2 separate regions of the Homo sapiens genome follow, and region 1 is linked to region 2. A link is an interaction called in ENCODE POLR2A ChIA-PET data of the cell type or tissue named here. Cell type or tissue: OCI-LY7. All regions are shown on one strand. Links, peaks and the distances in the headings refer to the core of each region. The heading gives the core; the rest is flanking DNA. Region 1 overlaps NEFH (neurofilament heavy chain). Region 2 overlaps AP1B1 (adaptor related protein complex 1 subunit beta 1).

Region 1 (15,013 bases), core at 5,246-9,245, 130 kb after region 2:
AAGGAGGATGCCAAGGCCCCTGAGAAGGAGATCCCAAAAAAGGAAGAGGTGAAGTCCCCAGTGAAGGAGGAGGAGAAGCCCCAGGAGGTGAAAGTCAAAGAGCCCCCAAAGAAGGCAGAGGAAGAGAAAGCCCCTGCCACACCAAAAACAGAGGAGAAGAAGGACAGCAAGAAAGAGGAGGCACCCAAGAAGGAGGCTCCAAAGCCCAAGGTGGAGGAGAAGAAGGAACCTGCTGTCGAAAAGCCCAAAGAATCCAAAGTTGAAGCCAAGAAGGAAGAGGCTGAAGATAAGAAAAAAGTCCCCACCCCAGAGAAGGAGGCTCCTGCCAAGGTGGAGGTGAAGGAAGACGCTAAACCCAAAGAAAAGACAGAGGTAGCCAAGAAGGAACCAGATGATGCCAAGGCCAAGGAACCCAGCAAACCAGCAGAGAAGAAGGAGGCAGCACCGGAGAAAAAAGACACCAAGGAGGAGAAGGCCAAGAAGCCTGAGGAGAAACCCAAGACAGAGGCCAAAGCCAAGGAAGATGACAAGACCCTCTCAAAAGAGCCTAGCAAGCCTAAGGCAGAAAAGGCTGAAAAATCCTCCAGCACAGACCAAAAAGACAGCAAGCCTCCAGAGAAGGCCACAGAAGACAAGGCCGCCAAGGGGAAGTAAGGCAGGGAGAAAGGAACATCCGGAACAGCCAAAGAAACTCAGAAGAGTCCCGGAGCTCAAGGATCAGAGTAACACAATTTTCACTTTTTCTGTCTTTATGTAAGAAGAAACTGCTTAGATGACGGGGCCTCCTTCTTCAAACAGGAATTTCTGTTAGCAATATGTTAGCAAGAGAGGGCACTCCCAGGCCCCTGCCCCCAGGCCCTCCCCAGGCGATGGACAATTATGATAGCTTATGTAGCTGAATGTGATACATGCCGAATGCCACACGTAAACACTTGACTATAAAAACTGCCCCCCTCCTTTCCAAATAAGTGCATTTATTGCCTCTATGTGCAACTGACAGATGACCGCAATAATGAATGAGCAGTTAGAAATACATTATGCTTGAGATGTCTTAACCTATTCCCAAATGCCTTCTGTTTTCCAAAGGAGTGGTCAAGCCCTTGCCCAGAGCTCTCTATTCTGGAAGAGCGGTCCAGGTGGGGCCGGGGACTGGCCACTGAATTATGCCAGGGCGCACTTTCCACTGGAGTTCACTTTCAATTGCTTCTGTGCAATAAAACCAAGTGCTTATAAAATGAAAATGTTGCTGCTGTTATTCTCTTTCCCTGGGAAGGCTGGGGGCAGGGCAGGGGAGGTCTGGATGTGACACCCCAGACTGCATGGGACTGAGCAAGCATCAGTTCCCTCGTGGGTCTAGAGCGACTTGCATGGTCTCTCTAGTGCTGTTTCCTGGGCACAAACCATGTGCCAGGCAGTGTGCTAGGGGCTTTATTTTTATGATCTGTACAGGTGGCCTGGTATGTGGTTTCTCAGTGTGGACTGTGGACTGTCTTCAGCAGCATCACCTGGGAGTATTATAAAAATGCACGCTTGGCCGGGCGCGGTGGCTCACGCCTGTAATCCCAGCACTTTGGGAGGCCCAGGTAGGTGGATCACGAGGTCAGGAGATCGAGACCATCCTGGCTAACATGGTAAAACCCTGTCTCTACTAAAAATACAAAAAATTAGCCGGGCGTGGTGGTGGGCACCTGTAGTCCCAGCTACTCGGGAGGCTGAGGCAGGAGAATGGCGTGAACCTGGGAGGCGGAGCTTGCAGTGAGCGGAGATGGCGCCACTACACTCCAGCCTGGGCGACAGAGCAAGACTCCGTCTCAAAAAAATAAATAAATAAATAAAAATGCACGCTTGCCCAGGTGTGGTGGCTCACACCTGTAATCCCAGCTTTGGGAGGCCAGGGTGGGCATATCACAAGGTCAGGAGTTCAAGACCAGCCTGGCCAACATGATGAAACCCCATCTCTACTAAAAATACAAAAATTAGCCAGACATGGTGGCGTGCGCCTGTAGTTCCAGCTATTCAGGAGGCTGAGGCAGGGGAATCGCTTAAACTCGGGAGGTGGAGCTTGCAGTGAGCTGAGATCCAGCCTGGCGACAGAGTGAGACTGCGTCTCAAAAAAAAAAACAAAAAACAAACACTCCAGCAGGACATGATGGCTCATGCCAATGAGCCCAACACTTTGGGAGGCCAAAGTGGGAGGATCACTTGAGCCCAGGATTTTGAGATCAGCCTGGGCAACATAGACCCCATCTCTTAAAAAAAAGTTTTTTGTTTTTTGTTTTTTTTTTTTAATTAGCTGGAGCTGGGCATGGTGGCTTATGTCTGTAATCCTAGCACTTTGGGAGGCCAAGGCGGGTGGATCACTTGAGGTCAGGAGTTCGAGACCAGCTTGGCCAACATGGTGAAAGCCCATCTTTACTGAAAATACAAAAATTGGCTGGGCGTGGTGGCTCACGCCTGTAATCCCAGCACTTTGGGAGGCTGAGGCAGGCAGATCACTTGAGGTCAGGAGTTCGAGACCAGCCTGCCCAACATGGTGAAACCCCATCTCTACTAAAAAAACAAAAATTAGCTGGGTGTGGTGGTGCACGTCTGTAATCCCAGCTACTTGGGAGGCTGAGGCAGGAGAATCGCTTGAACCCAGAAGGGCAGAGATTGTAGTGAGCCAAGATTGTGTCACTGCACTCCAGCCTCGGTGGTAGAGAAAGACTCCATCTCAAAAAACAAAACAAAAAAGCTAACTGGGCATGGTGGCAGGTGCCTGTAATCCCAGCCACTCAGGAGGCTGAGGCATGAGAATTGCTTGAACCTGGGAGGCAGAGGTTGCGGTGAGCCGAGATTGTGCCGCTGCACTCCAGCCTGGGTGATTGATAGAGAAAAAAAAGAAAAAGAAAATAAAATTAGCTGGGTATGGGGCACACATCTGTGGTCCCAGCTACTGGGGGGCTGAGGTGGGAGGATTGTTTTAACCCAGGAGTTCAAGGCTGTAGTGAGCTATGATCACACACTGCACTCCAGTCTGGGTGAAAGGGTAAGACCTTTTCTCCAAAAAACAGAGAGAGAAGGGCTTTGATTGATTGGCTCTTGATTATCAAACATGCCCAAGGACTCTATGAAAACCTAAGCATTAATTTTCTGAGCAGTTCTGCCCTAGGGAAATCAGACGGACCTCCACAGGCCCAGGCACACAGTATAGCATCTGAATATCAAACTGGGATCTAAGACCCAGGAAATTCCCATGTGTCTTGTCTGAAAAAAGTTACAGTTGGTTGAGAACCTCAAAATACTTATAATGATGACAGTACCATTTGTTGAGATAACCATGTTATGTTTTTGTTTTTGTTTTTGAGACAGAGTCTTGCTCTGTCACCCAGGCTGGAGTGCAGTGGCGCCATCTCGGCTCACTACAACCTCCGCCTCCTGGGTTCAAGCAATTCTCCTGCCTCAGCCTCCCAAGTAGCTGGGACTACAGGCGCATGCCACCACGCCTGGCTAATTTTTGTATTCTTTAGCAGAGACAGGGTTTTGCCATGTTGGCCAGGCTGGTCTCAAACTCCTGACCTCAGGTGATCCACCTGCCTCAGCCTCCCAAAGTGCTGGGATTACAGGTGTGAGCCACCATGTCTGGCAGAGATAATCATGTTTTTACATAAATTCTCTCCAATCCACATGGGCATTTTTCAATGTAGAGATTCTGATGCCTATTTTAGTGGTGAGAAAACAGGCGAGGTGAGTTGCCCAGAGCCACAAAGCTAGTAAATGATAGTGCCAGAATCTGAATCCAAAACTTAACTCCAGAGTCCATGTTTTCTGTACTACCATGCCATAGAATCCTGAGCAAGCTGCATTGGTTTAATTTTGGTCATCAAATAACTGCTATGTCAGGTGTCAACTGTCCTAATTCACCTGGGATATAGGAGTTTCCCAAGATATAGGACTTTTAGTGTTAAAACCAGGAAAGTCCTGGGCAAATGGGGATGAATTGTTCCCCCTAATGTTTGGGCAGCCATTCTAGCACATTTCAGAATATTGCATATGACAAAACCTAATGGCAACATTCAAGGGCTGAAGTGAAGTCACTGGACTCAGTCACTTCTTGGCTCTCAGGTCTGTTTCTCTCAGTATTGGCTTTTGTGATAGGCTTCCTCTAAAATGGCTCCAATGGCCAAGTGCCTATTATCCCAGCACTTTGGGAAGCTGAGGCAGGAGGATTGTGTGAGGCCAGGAGTTTGAATCCAGCCTGGGCAACAAAGCCCCTGTCTACCAAAAATTAAACAAACTACTGGGCATGGTGGTGCATGCCTGTAGTTTTAGCTACTTGGGAGGCTGAGGCAGGAGGATTGCTTGAGCCCAGGAGTTCAAGGTTATAGTGAGCTATGATTGCTACCACTGTACTCCAGCCTGGGTGACAGAGTAAAACCCTGTCTCTAAGAGATAAATTAAAAATTAATAAAATTGTTCCCAACAATTCCCACCTCCTGTTATTCATGCTGTTTTGTAATCCCCTCCCCTTCAATGTAGGCCTGACCTAGTAATTCGTTCTAATGACTAGCATATGGCAAAGTGGTGGAATGTCATTTCCGTGAGTAGTTTACAAGAAGATTCTGGCTTCTGTTTTGCTTGCTCTCACTCTGATGGAAGCCAGCTACGATGTTGAGAGTTGCCCTAAGGAGAGGCCTACATGGTAAGGAACTGAAGGAAGCCTTTGGCCAATAGCCAGTAAGGAACTGAGGTCCTAAATTCAGTGAGAAACTGAATTCTACTAATAACCACATGAGTGAGAATGGAAGCAGATCCTCCCCAGTTGAGCCATCAAATGAGACTGCAGCCCCATCCAACACCCTGATTGCAGCCTTATGAGAGGCTTTAAGGAAGAGCCACCCAGCTAAGCTGTGCCTGGATATAAATGTTTGTTGTTTGAAGTCACCAAGTTTTCGGGTAATTTGTTACACAGAAATAGATGTAATGAAGCTTCTCTTTCAGAAAGGCCTTCTCTTCATGGAGATCCTCAGCTATGATAGGCTTATATTATTCCAGGTACAAATCACAGGAAAGAGATTCTGTTCCTACCAGTTCAAATCAAAGTGTGAGAAGTGAGTCTCAGTGGAAGACTGGGTCATGCACCCATCCTGAAATTAATTACTGTGGCCAGGGAGGATGGAACACACTGACTGGACCTGCTGGGTCACATACCCAACTCTAGATCCAGGGATGGAGTCAGCCCATCTGAACCTATCTCAACCACATAAACTAGACCTGACATTTCAGAACCCAAGGATAGAGAGAATCCTAAGAGCTTCCAGAGAGAGAGAAGAAAAAGCAGGGTCAAGAATCAAATGGCACAGCCAGGAGCAGTGGCTCACGCCTGTAATCCCAGCACTTTGGGAGGCCAAGGCAGGCAGATCACGAGGTCAGGAGATCGAGACCATCCTGGCTAACACGGTGAAACCCCATCTCTACTAAAAATACAAAAAATTAGCCAGGCGTGGTGGTGGGCGCCTGTGGTCCCAGCTATTCGGGAGGCTGAGGCAGGAGAATGGCGTGAACCTGGGAGGCGGAGCTTGCAGTGAGCCGAGATCATGCCACTGCACTCCAGCCTGGGCGACAAAGCGAGACTCCGTCTCAAAAAAAAAAAAAAAAAAAAAAAAAAACAGAATCAAAATGGCCCCAAACTTCTCAGCAGCAATGATGGACACTGCTTAGAAGTCTATACTGATAAATCAAGCATGAGGGTAGAAAAAGGACAATTTCAGGCTTACGAAGTCTCAAAAAATTACTTTCCATAAATTACTGGAGGACATGCTTCAACAAAAAGTGAGCATAAGCCAGGAAATAGAAACTCTGGGAATACAGAAAACAGGGGCTACACAAAGATGAGAGAAGGGACTCCTTAGGTTGATGACAAAGAGAAATTGATGGACAATAGCTGTGTAGCCTCCATCCAGATTGGAGTGAGTCTGGGGGAAGAGGGGGAGTTCTGAGGCACAAAAAAAAAAAAAAAAAAAAAACCTGACAAATTATTTGACATGAATGACCGTGGGTAAAATTGAATTGAAAGTCTTTTACTGGGCCAGGTGCAGTGGCTCATGCCTGTAATCCCAACACTTTGGGAGGCTGAGGCAGGTGAATCACCTGAGGTCAGGAGTTCGAGACCAGCCTGGCCAACATGGTGAAACCCTGTCTCTACTAAAAATACAAAAATTAGCCAGGCATGGTGGTGCGCACCTGTAGTCCCAGCTGCTTGGGAGGCTGAGGCAGGGAGAATCACTTGAACCCGGGACAGGGAGGTTTCAGTGAGCCAAGATTGCACCACTGCACTCCAGCCTGGGCAACAGAGCAAGACTCCATCTGGAAAAAAAAAAAAAGAAAAGAAAGTCTTTTATTGAACTACTGGAGACTGCGGGAATATTTAGTCAATTTCAAAGACAAAACAAGTAATAAAAGGGAGGAAAACATTAACTCCAGGAGAAGTGAAAAATTGTGTGTAAGAAGAAGTTGTAATTATTATATACTAGCCAATTCAACAGGTAACAATATTTACCTAATAGTAATAAAAGCAATGAATATGGATTATACCAGAAAGTAAGCTAAATAAATGGGAAAGATGGGGAAAGGGGCAAAGGGATGTGTGACTGATCAAAAATAGTCATCTCAGCTGGATGTGGTGGCTCATGCCTATAATCCCAGCACTTTGGGAGACTGAGGTGGGCAGAATGCTTGAGCCCAGGAGTTTGAGACCAGCCCGGGCAACATAGCGAGACCTCATCTCTACTAAAAAAAAAAAAAAAAAAAATTAGCTGGCCATGGTGGCCTGTGCCTGTAGTCCCAGAGGCTAAGATGGGAGGATAGCCTGAGTCTGAGAGTTTGAAGCTGCAGCAAACTATGATGAAGCCACTGCACTCCACCCTGGGCAACAGAGGGAGACTCTGTCTCAAATAAAATAAAATAAAGCTTCCCTGGGTGACCCTTACTTAGAAAAACCTACATTCATTCATTCATTCATTTATCGAGATAGAGTCTTGCTCTGTCACCCAGGTTGGAGTGCAGTGGCACCATCTTGGCTCACTGCAACCTACACCTCTCAGGTTCAAGTGATTCTCCTGCCTCAGCCTCCCGAGTAGTTGGGATGGGACCACAGTTGCGTGCCATCACGCTTGGCTAATTTTTTATATTTTGGTAGAGACGTAGTTTCGCCATGTTGTCCAGGCAGGTCTCAATCTCCTGAGCTCAAGCAATCCACTAACCTCAGCCTCCCAAAGTGCTGGGATTACAGGTGTGAACCACAGCACCCAGCATCATCAGCATTATTTCTGTTGCAAGTGACCAAAACAGAATTAAACTAGTTTGTGCAAAATACTTACTAATGCTGCTGCTGCTGATAAATATATTAGCTTACATAACCCCAAGGAGTTCAAGAAGGTTGAATCGTAGCTGGGCGTGGTGGCTCATGCCTGTAATCCTAGCACTTTGGGAGGCCGAGGTGGATGGATCGCCTGAGGTCAGGAGTTCGAGACCACCCTGGCCAGCACAGTGAAACCCCGTCTCTACTTAAAATACAAAAATTAGCTGAGTGTGATGGTGCATGACTGTAATCCCAGTTACTTAGGAGGCTGAGGCAGGAGAATCACTTGAACCTGGGAGGTGGAGGTTGCAGCAAGCTGAGATTGTGCCACTGCACTCCAGCCTGGGGGACAGAGTGAGACACTGTCTCAAAAAAAAAAAAAAAAAAAAAAAAAAAAAAAGAGAAGCTTGAATTGCTTCAGGAATGGCTGGATCCAGGGGAACTCTCAAATGATGTTCCCCAGGAAGCTGTCACTCATTTCTCCATCTCTCAGCTGCTTCCTTTTGTGTCAGCTTTAACGTCAGGCAGAACATCTCCATGTGGTCTCCAGAAGCTTTGGGCTTATATCCTACCAGGTTAGCAAACTCAGGGGAGAAAAAAGAACTCTTGTTCAATATTCCAGTAAAAGTCCAGGGTTTGGTTCTCACTGGGCTGGTAGGGCCATATGATCCTCCTTGAGCCAATGCATGAGACACTGATGAGCTAGACAGAGTTCACCTGCTCATCCCTGGAGCTAGGGAATATGTCAGACCCCTCAGTCTGAAATTGAGAGTTTGAGAGGGGAGTTTCCCAAAGGAAAATAGAAGTACTCTTAGCAGGAGAAAAAGGAGTGAATGTTGGACATTGGTAATGATAAATGTCCACAGTGGATGGAGTGCAGGTAGCAGAAGATCCAAAAGAATGATAATACCCAGTGTTAGCAGCTATGTAGAGAAACCTGAATTTTCTGGAGCTAATGCTTGGAATGAAAATCTTCCAGGAAGACAATCTAACGAAATATATCAAAAGCCTTAAAACCTTAGTCTTTTTTTTTTTTTTTTGAGATAGAATCTCACTCTATTGCCCAGCCTGGAGCACAGTAGTGTGATCTTGGCTCACTGCAACCTCCACCGCCTGGGTTCAGGCAATTCTCCTGCCTCAGCCTCCCAAGTAGCTGGGATTACAGGCACCTGCCACTGTGCCCAGCTAATTTTTGTATTTTTAGTAGAGATGGGGTTTCACCATCTTGGCCAGGCTGGTCTTGAACTCCTGACCTCGTGATCCACCCACCTCAGCCTCCCAAAGTGCTAGGATTACAGGCTTGAGCCACTGTGCCTGGCCTCAAGCTTAGATAGTCTTTAACCAAGGTATGCCACTTTGAAGAATGTATCCTAAATAAATACTTAGGTATATACAGAAATATTCAAATATGAAATCTATGTACCTCAGTTTTGGTTATAATTTGGAACAACAGAAAATATACTGATTATACACTAATAGGAGACTGGCTAAATAAATTACATCTATATTAGTAAACATGTTAAAGCAAAAAATAAAACTAGTTTGTTTTTAATTTTTATTACTTTATTTTTCCATAAGTTATTGGGGAACAGGTGGTGTTTGGTTACATGAGTACATTTTTTAGTGGTGATTTGGGAGACTTTGGTGCACCCATCACCCAAGCAGTGTACATTGCACCATATTTGGAGTCTTTTATCCCTCACCCCCCTCCCACTCTTCCTTCCAAGTCCCCAAAGTCCATTGTATCATTCTTACGCCTTTGCGTCCTCATAGCTTAGCTCCCACATATCAGTGAGAACATACAATGTTTAGTTTTCCATTCCTGAGTTACTTCCCTTAGAATAATAGTCTCCAGTTTCATCCAGGTCACTGCAAATGCTGTTAATACATTCCTTTTTATGGTTGAGTAGTATACCATCATATATACATATATATATTCACACCTGTAATCCCAGCACTTTGGGAGGCTGAGGCAGGTGGATCACCTGAGGTCAGGAGTTCAAGACCAGCCTGGCAAACATGGAGAAACCCTGTCTCTACCAAAAATACAAAATTTAGCCAGGCATGGTGGCACACACCTGTAATCCCAGTTACCTGGGAGGCTGAGGCAGGAGAATCACTTGAACCTGGGAGGCAGAAGTTGCAATGAGTGGAGATCACGCCACTGCACTCCAGCCTCGGCAACAGAGTGAGACTCCATCTCAAAAAGTAATAATAATAAATGAATTAAAAATAAATAAAAATAAAAAAGCCTTAATTAGGGCTGGGCACAGTGGTTCATGCCTATAATCCTAGCACTTGGGAGGCTGAGGCAGGTGGATCACTTGAGGTCAGGAGTTCAAGACCAGCCTCACAAACATGGTGAAACCCTGTCTCTACCAAAAAATTTATAAATTAGCCAGATGTGGTAATGCACACCGGTACCAGGTCCCAGCTACTCAGGAGGTTGAGGCAGGAGAATCACTTGAAGTCGGGCGGCGGAGGTTGCAGTGAGCCGAGATGGTGCCACTGCACTCCAGCCTGAGCAACAGAGCAAGACTCCATCTTTAAAAAAAAAAGCCTCAATTAAAAAAAAATAGCTTCCATAAATTTAAAAGAATTGAAATCGTACAAAGTACGTTCTCTGATCACACTAGAGTAAAAGTTAATAACTAATCTGGGAAAGTCACAAATATGTGAAAAACAAACACTCCTAAATAACCAATGGGTCAAAGATGAAATCAGAGGGGAAATCAGAATATTTTTAGATGAACGAAAATGAAGATATAACATATGAAAACTTACGGTATGCAAGTAAAACAATGCTTAGAGGGAAATTTAAAGTTGTAAATGTCTACATTTAAAAAGAAGAATGAGGCCAGGCACAGTGGCTGACGCCTGTAATCCCAGCACTTTGGGAGGCCAAGGCTGGAGGATCACTTGAGCCCAGGAGTTCCTGACCAGCTTGGGGAACATAGTGAGATCCCGTCACTACAAAATAAAAATTAAAAAATTAACCAGGCACAGTGGCGTGTACCTGTAGTCCCAGCTACTTGGGAGGCCAAGGCAGGAGGGTTGCCAGAGCCCAGGAGTTCAAGACTGCAGTGAGCTACAATCACACCACTGCACTCCAGCCTGGGTGACAGAGCAAGACCCTGTCTCTAAATAAATAAATAAAGGAAAAGAAGAATGATCTCAAATCAATAACCTAAATTTCTACCTTAAGACATTGAAAAAAGAAGAGCAAAGTAAACCCAAAGAAGGATTAGAGTGGAAATTAATGAAATAGAGAATATAAAAATGACACAGAAAATCAATGAAATTAAAAGTTAGGTCTTGGCCGGACGCAGTGGCTCACACCTATAATCCCAGCACTTTGGGAGGCTGAGGAGGGCGGATCACCTGAGGTCAGGAGTTCGAGACCAGCCTGGCCAACATGGTGAAACTCCATCTCTACTAAAAATACAAAAATTAGCCAGGCATGGTGGCGAGCGCCTGTAATCCCAGCTACTTGGGAGGCTGAGGCAGGAGAATTGTTTGAACCCGGGAGGCGGAGGTTGCAGTGAGCCAAGATTGCACTCCAGCCTGGATGACAAGAGTGAAACTCTGTCTCAAAAAAAAAAAAAAAAAAAGGTCCTAAAAAGACCAACAAAATTCACAAACCTTTAGCTAGACTGACTAAGATAAAAGAAGAAAAGACTCAAATTACTAAAATCAAGAATAAAAGAGAAGGCATTAATGCCAACCTTACAGAAATAAAAGGAATTATAAGGCAATACTGTGAACAACCGTATGTCCACTAATTCAATAATTTAGATTAAATGCATAAATTCCTAGAAATATAAAAACTACTGAAACTGACTCAAGAAAAATGAGAAAATCTGGCCAAGTGGGGTGGCTCACACTTGTAATCCCAGAACTTCGGGAGGCCAAGGCAGGTGGATCACAAGGTCAGGAGATCAAGACCAGCCTGGCCAACACGGTGAAACCCCGTCTCTACTAAAAATACAAAAATTAGCCAGGCATGGTGGCACGTGCCTGTAATCCCAACTACTTGGGAGGCTGAGGCAGAAGAATCGCTTGAACCTAGGAGGCGGAGGTTGCAGTGAGCCAAGGTCACTCCATTACACTCTAGCCTGGACAACAAGAGTGAAACTGTCTCAAAAAAAAAAAAAAAAAATTCAGTCTGGGCGCAGTGGCTCATGCCTGTAATCCCAGCACTTTGGGAGGCCAAGGTGGGCGGATCACAAGGTCAAGACCATCCTGGCCAACATGGGGAAACCCCATCTCTACTAAAAATACAAAAATTAGCTGGGTGTGGTGGCACGCGCCTGTAATCCCAGCTACTCGGGGGGCTGAGGCAGGAGAATCGCTTGAACCCGGGAGACGGAGGTTGCAGTGAGCTGAGTTTGTGCCACTGCACAATCCAGCCTGGCGACAGTGGGAGACTTCATCTCAAAAAAAATAAATAAATAAAATAAATAAATAAATAGCAAGCAAAAATTAGCCAGGCATGGTGGGGCGAGTACTTCTAGTCCCAGTTACTCGGGAGGCTGAAGCAGGAGAATCGCTTGAACCTGGGAGGCAGAGGTTGCAGTGAGCCAAGACTGCACCACTGCACTCCAGCTTGGGCGACAGAGTGAGACTCTGTCTCAAAAAAAAAAAAAGAAAAGAAAAGAAAAGAAAATCGGCTGGGCGCAGTGGCTCACGCCTGTAATCCCAGCACTTTGGGAGGCTGAGGCAGGTGGATCATGAGGTCAGGAGATCGAGACCATCCTGGCTAACACGGTGAAACTGTCTCTATTGAAAATACAAAAAATTAGCCGGGCATGGTAGCGGGCGTCTGTAGTCCCAGCTACTCGGGAGGCTGAGGCAGGAGAATGGAGTGAACCCGGGAGGCGGAGCGTGCAGTGAGCCGAGATAGCGCCACTGAGTCCAGCCTGGGTGAAAGAGCGAGAATCCGTCTCAAAAAAAAAAAAAGGAAAGAAAATCAATTAATGTAGTACACTACCTTGCCTTAAAGAATGAAGGGGAGCTGGGCACGATGGCTCACACCTGTATTTCCAGGTACATGGGAGGCTGAGGTGGGAGAATTGCTTGAGCCCTGGAGTTGAAGGCTGCAGTGAGCTTTGATTGCACCACTGCACTCCAGCCTGGGTGACAGAGCAAAACCCTGTATCTAAAACAAAAAACACAAAACCAATGGTGAAAAGCTGAAAGCTTTTCCCCTAAGATCAGGAACAAGACAGAGATGCCCACTTTCACAGTTGTATTCAACACAGTACTGGCAGTCCTAGCCAGAGAAATTAGGCAAGAAAAAGAAAAGGCATCCAAATTGGAAAGGAAGAAATAGAACGATCTCTATTTGCAGATGACATTATCACATATATAGAAAATCCCAAATAATCCACAGTAAACCCTTTTATTTATTTATTTATTTAGAGACCAAGGTCTCACTTTGTCCCCAAGACTGGAGTGCACCTGTGTGATCATAGCTCACTGTAGCTTCCAACTTCTGGGCTCATGTGATCCTCCTGCCTTTGCCTTCTGAGTAGCTGGGACTACAATTATGCGCCACCATGCCTGGCTAATTTTTAAATCTTATTTTTGTATAGACAGGGCTTCACTATATTGCCCAGACTGGCAGAAAAGTTTTTTTTAATTACTAGAGTTAATAAATGAATTCAGTAAAGCAGCAGGGGACAAAGTCAACACACAAAGAACAATTGTATGTCTACTCACCAACAATGAACAATCAGAAAAAGAAATTAAGAAAATAATTCTATTTATAATAGTATCAAAAATAATAAAATACCTAGGGATAAATTTAACCAAGGAGGCAAAAGACTTATACACTAAGTTTCATTTAAATAGGACAGTGAATGTAAAAGTGTGATTAGCACAGGGCCTGACCCAAAATAGATGCTTAATGCCTATTCTCATCAGAGACACTGCTGAACGCCATAGAAAGGACAGAGTCGGCTACACCGACAGGGACAAAGTTCCTTTGGAAGTCTGGCAGCCCTGCTCCTTCCTAGGGATAGAGTTTTGCTTAGCTTTGCGGAGTGATCAGCAAGAACACCCTTAAGTTTATGAAAAGAGTCTGTGGAGTTATTTGCAGAGAAAATAGTAAGGGATAAGCTAGGAAGAAAATAAGGGAGAAACTAGAAGATACCAATAAATCAGGAATGTGGACGGCAGCTTTAAAAAGGCAAGGAACAGGCCTGACATGGTGGGTTCACGCCTGTAATCCTAGCACTTTGGGAGGCCGAGGTGGGAAGATTGCTTGAGGCCAGGAGTTCAAGACTAGCCTGGGCAACATAGCAAGACCTTGTCTCTACAAAAGAAAAAAAAATGTTTTAAAAAAATTGTAAAGGGGAAAAAAAAAAAAGCAAGGAACACAGGCTGAGTCCCAGGTACAAGAGAGCGACAGATGGGCTGCGGTCTGCGATATGCCCCAGAGTATAATCTGCCAAAAGTCCGTGGACAATTCCAGCTGAGGAGGAAGCTTCTAGGTCCTCCCAAGCCAGTCCCTTTCCCCCTAATCTGCCCACCCTTGGCATGAATGGCTAAGTAGCTCACAGGGGAGGGATTGACCTGGGCTTCTCGCTTGTTTTAAAATCCTCCTTAAAGCCAAGGGATTCTTTTGTTCAGTCTGCTTCTCTGGAAAGGGAAAATCTCTTCTGGAGGGTGACAGGCTCTGATATCCCCTGTCTAAGAAGCAAAGCCTCTTCCCAGCCCTCACAAGCCCTCTTTGAAATCTTGTCCCGGCTTCTGGAGATGAGCTTTTGTGCTGAGTCAGTTTGGCTGCCTTCCAGCCAAGAACAGAGAAGTGCAGGCTGCAATGCAGGGGCCATTAAACTATTTTTAGGCTCTATTTCAATCTTATTCAGCACAGGCGGTGAGACACAAGGCCTGAAGGTGGACAGACCAGGGGGATGCCGCCTGGGACAAAGTCCCAGGCAAGTAGGTCAGGGAAAAGACAAGGAGATCTCGCTATGTGGAGAGAAATACTTAGCCAGGCGCGGTGGCTCACGCCTGTAATCCTAGCACTTTGGGAGGCCGAAGCGGGCAGATCACGAGGTCAGGAGATCGAGACCATCCTGGTTAACATGGTGAAACCCCATCTCTACTAAAAATATAAAAAATTAGCATGGTGGTGGGCGCCTGTAATCCCAGCTACTCAGAAGGCTGAGGCAGGAGAATTGCGTGAACCCGGGAGGCTGAGGTTGCAGTGAGCCGAGATCATGCCACTGCACTCCAGCCTGGGCAACAGAGCGAGACTCCGTCTCAAAAAAAAAAAAAAAAAAAAAAAAAAAGCACCCAGATGCTCATGCTGCTACCCAAGTGCAGAAGACAGAAGAAAGACAGCTGCCCAGAGAATTTGGCCCTGTAGAGTCATCAAGAAAAATGAAGAAAGGGAAGGGAAGGGAAGAAAGTACAGTGCCTTCCATAAAGAGACCAGGGCAGCCTATACCCAGGGATCCTTGTTAAAAATACACTTCCTGGCTGGGCGTGGTGGCACGCACCTGTAATCCCAGCACTTTGGGAGGCCAAGGTGGGTGGATCACCCGAGGTCAGGAGTTTGAGACCAGCCTGGCCAACATGGTGAAACCCTGTCTCTACTAAAAATACAAAATTAGCCGCACACTTATAATCCCAGCTCTTGGGAGGCTAAGGCAGGAGAATCACTTA
Region 2 (4,000 bases), core at 1-4,000:
TTCTTCTTTTTTTTTTTTTGAGACTGAGTCTCGCTCTGTCACCTGGGCTGGACTGCAGTGGCACAATCTCAGCTGAATGCACCCTGTGTCTCCCAGGTTCAAGCAATTCTCCTGCCTCAGCCTCCCGAGTAGCTGAGACTACAGGCATGCGCCACCATGCCCGGCTACTTTTTGTATTTTTAGTAGAGACAGGATATCACCATATTGGCCAGGCTGGTGTCGAACTCCTGACCTCGAGATCCGCCCGCCTGGGCCTCCCCAAGTGCTAGGATTACAGGCGTGAGCCACCGCGCCTGGCCCAGATTTCCCATTCTTTTAAAAACCAGAAGACCTGGCCACACTGGGTCCTCTTCCCCAGCCAGTACTGATCCTCTGGAGTTTCTGAGAGGGTTCATGCCACACCCACTCCATTGCCTGCTGCCTTTCCCACCTACTCCAGTTAACTCACTCCATAACCACCTGACCTGTCAGTGTCTGGGCTCATGATTCCTGTGTAAACAAAACCTTCTATTGGGAAGAAAGTTTTATGAAGGGAGCTGTATGAGGGGAGACATGGGTCCCTAGACACCCTAAAGGAGAGACTGAAGTGGACCCAAGCTATAAACCCTCCCCTGTCAGCCAGCTTCTAGCTGCCACCAGGCCTACTCCTGCACACCTGACATCTTTGCCCACGGTCATCGATGCAATCACTTTCTTCACTGCCTCCTTCTTCTTCTCCTTCTTGTCACTGTTGAGCTCTGCCTTCAGCTCGAAGATCTCCCCTAAGGAAAGGAGGCAAGCATGAGTGATCCCTCCCTACCCTGGCAGGGGACAATTCCCAGTATCTAACTTCCAAAAGAACCGGAGGGAGGCACGTAAGACATCCTATGCTGTTGGCTGAGGGAAGCTTCAGGCGCCTGGCCTCAGGTGGGCCAGGCAACAGTGAGGGATGACTGTTAGGACAGGAATTAACAAGATGGAAACTTGTAGGCCGGGTGCAGTCGCTCATACCTGTAATCCCAGCACTTTAAAATGCTGAGGATTGGCCAGCACAGTGGCTCATGCCTGTAATCCCAGCACTTTGGGAGTCCGAGGCAGGCGGATCACGAGGTCAGAAGATCAAGACCATCCTGGCCAACATAGTGAAACCTTGTCTCTATTAAAATACAAAAAATTAGCCGGGCATAGTGGCGCGTGCCTGTAATCCCAGCTACTCGGGAGGCTGAGGCAGGGGAATTGCTTGAATCCGGGAGGTGGAGGTTGCAGTGAGGCAAGATGGCGCCACTGCACTCCAGCCTGGCGACAGGGCCAAGACTCCATCTCAAAAAAAAAAAAAGAGGCTGAGGATTACTTGAGCTCAGGAGTTTGAGATCAGCCTGGGTAACATAGTGAGACCTCGTTTCTACAAAATAATTTTTTTTAATTAGCCGGGTGTGGTGGCATGTGCCTGCCGTGCCAGCTACTCTGGAGGCTGAGGCTGAAGAATCGTTTGAGCCCAGAGATCGAGGTTGCCGTGAGCCATGACACCACTACACTCCAGCCTGGGGGACACAAAGTGAGATCCTGTCTCCAAAAAAAAAAAGTTTAGAGGCCACTCTGGATTGAAGCAACAGGAACCATGGAAGCTACAAAGGTTCTGAGGAAGACAAAAGCATCAAAAACATGATGGCAGGCTCTGCTCAGCCAGGGAGCTAAAACCCCAGTGGAAGGCAAAGCTGTCCTCAGCTACCCTCACTCAACAAAAGACCCTTAAAAGGCTCAGTGCAATAGAACCTGAGTACTTAAGGCTTGCGGGGTGAGAGCAGGATTTGTGGATTCCCACATGAAGGCCTTTCCTGTTTTCCTCAAACCTCTAATTAAAACAGCTTGTTCAGGGTTTCACTTCCTGAGACACAAGTGGTTGGTTGCTCAGCTCTGAAAACAGGAATTCAGCTGCTCCATGAGAGCTCAAGCATGAAATCAATTGTTCTGAAGAACTTCATGACATGAAAAAAACAAATGAGGAAGCAGGGTTGTCTGGCCCTGCCATGGACAGATAGTCAGGACCCTGATAACAGGTTAGGAGGGCAGATGTCATTTCCTGACCCCTTCTCTTTTATTTTTTATTTTTTTGAGACAGAGTCTTGCTCTGTCACCCATGCTGGAGTGCAGTGGCCCCATCTCAGCTCACTGCAACTTCTGCCTCCTGGGTTCCAGCAATTCTCCTGCCTCAGCATACCGGGTAGCTGGGACTACAGGCGTGCGCCATCACACCCAGCTAATTTTTGTATTTTTAGTACAGACGGGGTTTCACCATGTTGGTCAGGCTGGTCTTGAACTGATCTCGTGATCCGCCCGCCTTGGTCTCCCAAAGCACTGGGATTACAGGCATGAGCCACCACGCCCGGCCATTTTTTTTTTTTGAGACATAGTCTCACTCTGTCACCCAGGCTGGAGTGCAGCGGTGCGATCTCGGCTCACCGCAACTTCCGCCTCCCGGGTTCAAGCAATTCTGCTGCCTCAGCCTCCCAAATAGCTGGAACTATAGGCGGACACCATCAAACCCTCCTAATTTTTGTATTTTTAGTAGAGACGGGGTTTCACCATGTTGGCCCGGCTGGTCTCAAACTCCTGACCTCAGGTGATCCACCCGCCTCAGCCTCCCAAAGTGTTGAGACTACAGGCCTGAGCCACCATGCCCGGCCCCTCTAAGCCCTTCTCTAAGCCTAGTCCCATACTAACTTGTTCCCACACATTTTCTTATTTCATCCTCACAACTCTGCATTTCCCTCCGTTTTGCAAATGGAGGCTGTGAGAGGCTCAGTAACGTATAGCCAATGCTGGTAGGGGGCAGGGCTGAAACTGAAAACCAGGTCTGCTAGCTCCAAAGCCCATGCTCTCAATCCCTATGCTTGGGCCTACCCAAGATACCCACTTTGCTTTCCTAAACCTGTTTCCTTGTCTCTTTGGCTGGAGCATTGAACCCAGGCATGTCTGTCCACACATCTCTCTTCCCAAAAGAAATCCACTAAAAAACCCCAACCCCAAAATAAAAAAAATAGCTGGGCATGGTGGCACGTGCCTGTAGTCCCAGCTACTTGGGAGAATTGCTTGAACCCAGGAGGCTGCAGTGAGCAGAGATCTTCCCATTGCACTCCAGCCTGGGTGACAGAGACTCTGTCTCAAAAAAAAACAAACAAACAACAAAACCCACCCCTGGGACTCCAATACACTCAGCACTACGTTCACCCTGTGGCTCACCAGGCTCCACAAGACTGATCCCTGCGTACCTCTCCAATTGCTTTCTCTCTTTTTTCAATTAGTTGCCCAGGCTAGACTCGAACTCCTGGGCTCAAGCAAGTAATCCTCCCACCCAAGCCACCACCTGGGGCGCCACTGTGCCTGGCTCTAACCTCTTCTTGTATCACCCTCCTCGGTAGCTCATGCCCACTACCTTCCTTTCCCCAAATGTGTCACAGGCACAGCACTCACTCCTTCCCCTTCCTATCCCCCATCGATCTGGCCAGCTCCACCCAGAGCTCTCCCACAGTCCCCCCTGGACCCAGTACACTTCAGTGTGGTTACTACTCTACAGACTGTCTTCCCTGCTCAACCTTGAGCAACACCAGGTCAGAGGCTCTGTTTCTTTTCCACTGCACATGGTAGGTTCTCAGTAAAAACCAGCTAGACCAATACATGAAATGCCTGATGAGGGGCAGACTTCGGGTCCTGGATCAGCTGATCCAGCAACAGACTCTTTTCATCTGGTCGGCAGGCATGTGTCAGTATCACTTGGAAGGAAGGAGGGAGGAATAAAGGGCTGGCCAGAAAGATGCTTACAGGGTTAAAGCACATTTGTCAGCCACGACGACATCCTCCATTTCCTTAAAAGCAGAAACAACCAAAATACCCAATGATATAAGCCTAGCTTAGCAAATTTCAGTGTAGCTACTCAATAGACTTAATAGTGAGTCATTAGAATTGTTGGGAAATGTTTATGATATCAAAACATCAAATGAAAAACAGGATTAAAACGATGAAA

What was found. ChIA-PET counts read pairs that join two places held together with the same protein. Peaks named below come from ENCODE experiments on the same cell type or tissue, not always from the same donor. Only the 100,000 strongest peaks of a DNase experiment are listed, where the experiment ranks them.
Region 1: POLR2A ChIA-PET joins it to region 2 with 7 read pairs; 3 of 35 experiments call an interaction of 5 or more read pairs at or near these places.

The regions. Positions count from the first base shown.
Region 1 is chr22:29,490,050-29,505,062 of GRCh38, forward strand. NEFH (neurofilament heavy chain) reads left to right here. Exons shown (of 4, transcript NM_021076.4): 4 at 1-1,341. The coding sequence ends at 654. Among named protein-coding and RNA genes, the nearest start is that of NEFH, 17 kb to the left of the region's middle. In OCI-LY7, for the core only: no CTCF peak of the experiment used is centred there; no DNase peak of the experiment used is centred there.
Region 2 is chr22:29,362,346-29,366,345 of GRCh38, forward strand. AP1B1 (adaptor related protein complex 1 subunit beta 1) reads right to left here. Exons shown (of 23, transcript NM_001127.4): 3 at 656-761. Among named protein-coding and RNA genes, the nearest start is that of AP1B1, 24 kb to the right of the region's middle. In OCI-LY7, for the core only: no CTCF peak of the experiment used is centred there; DNase peaks (open chromatin) are centred at 1,956 and 2,366; H3K4me3 peaks cover 1,356 bases; H3K27ac peaks cover 3,728 bases.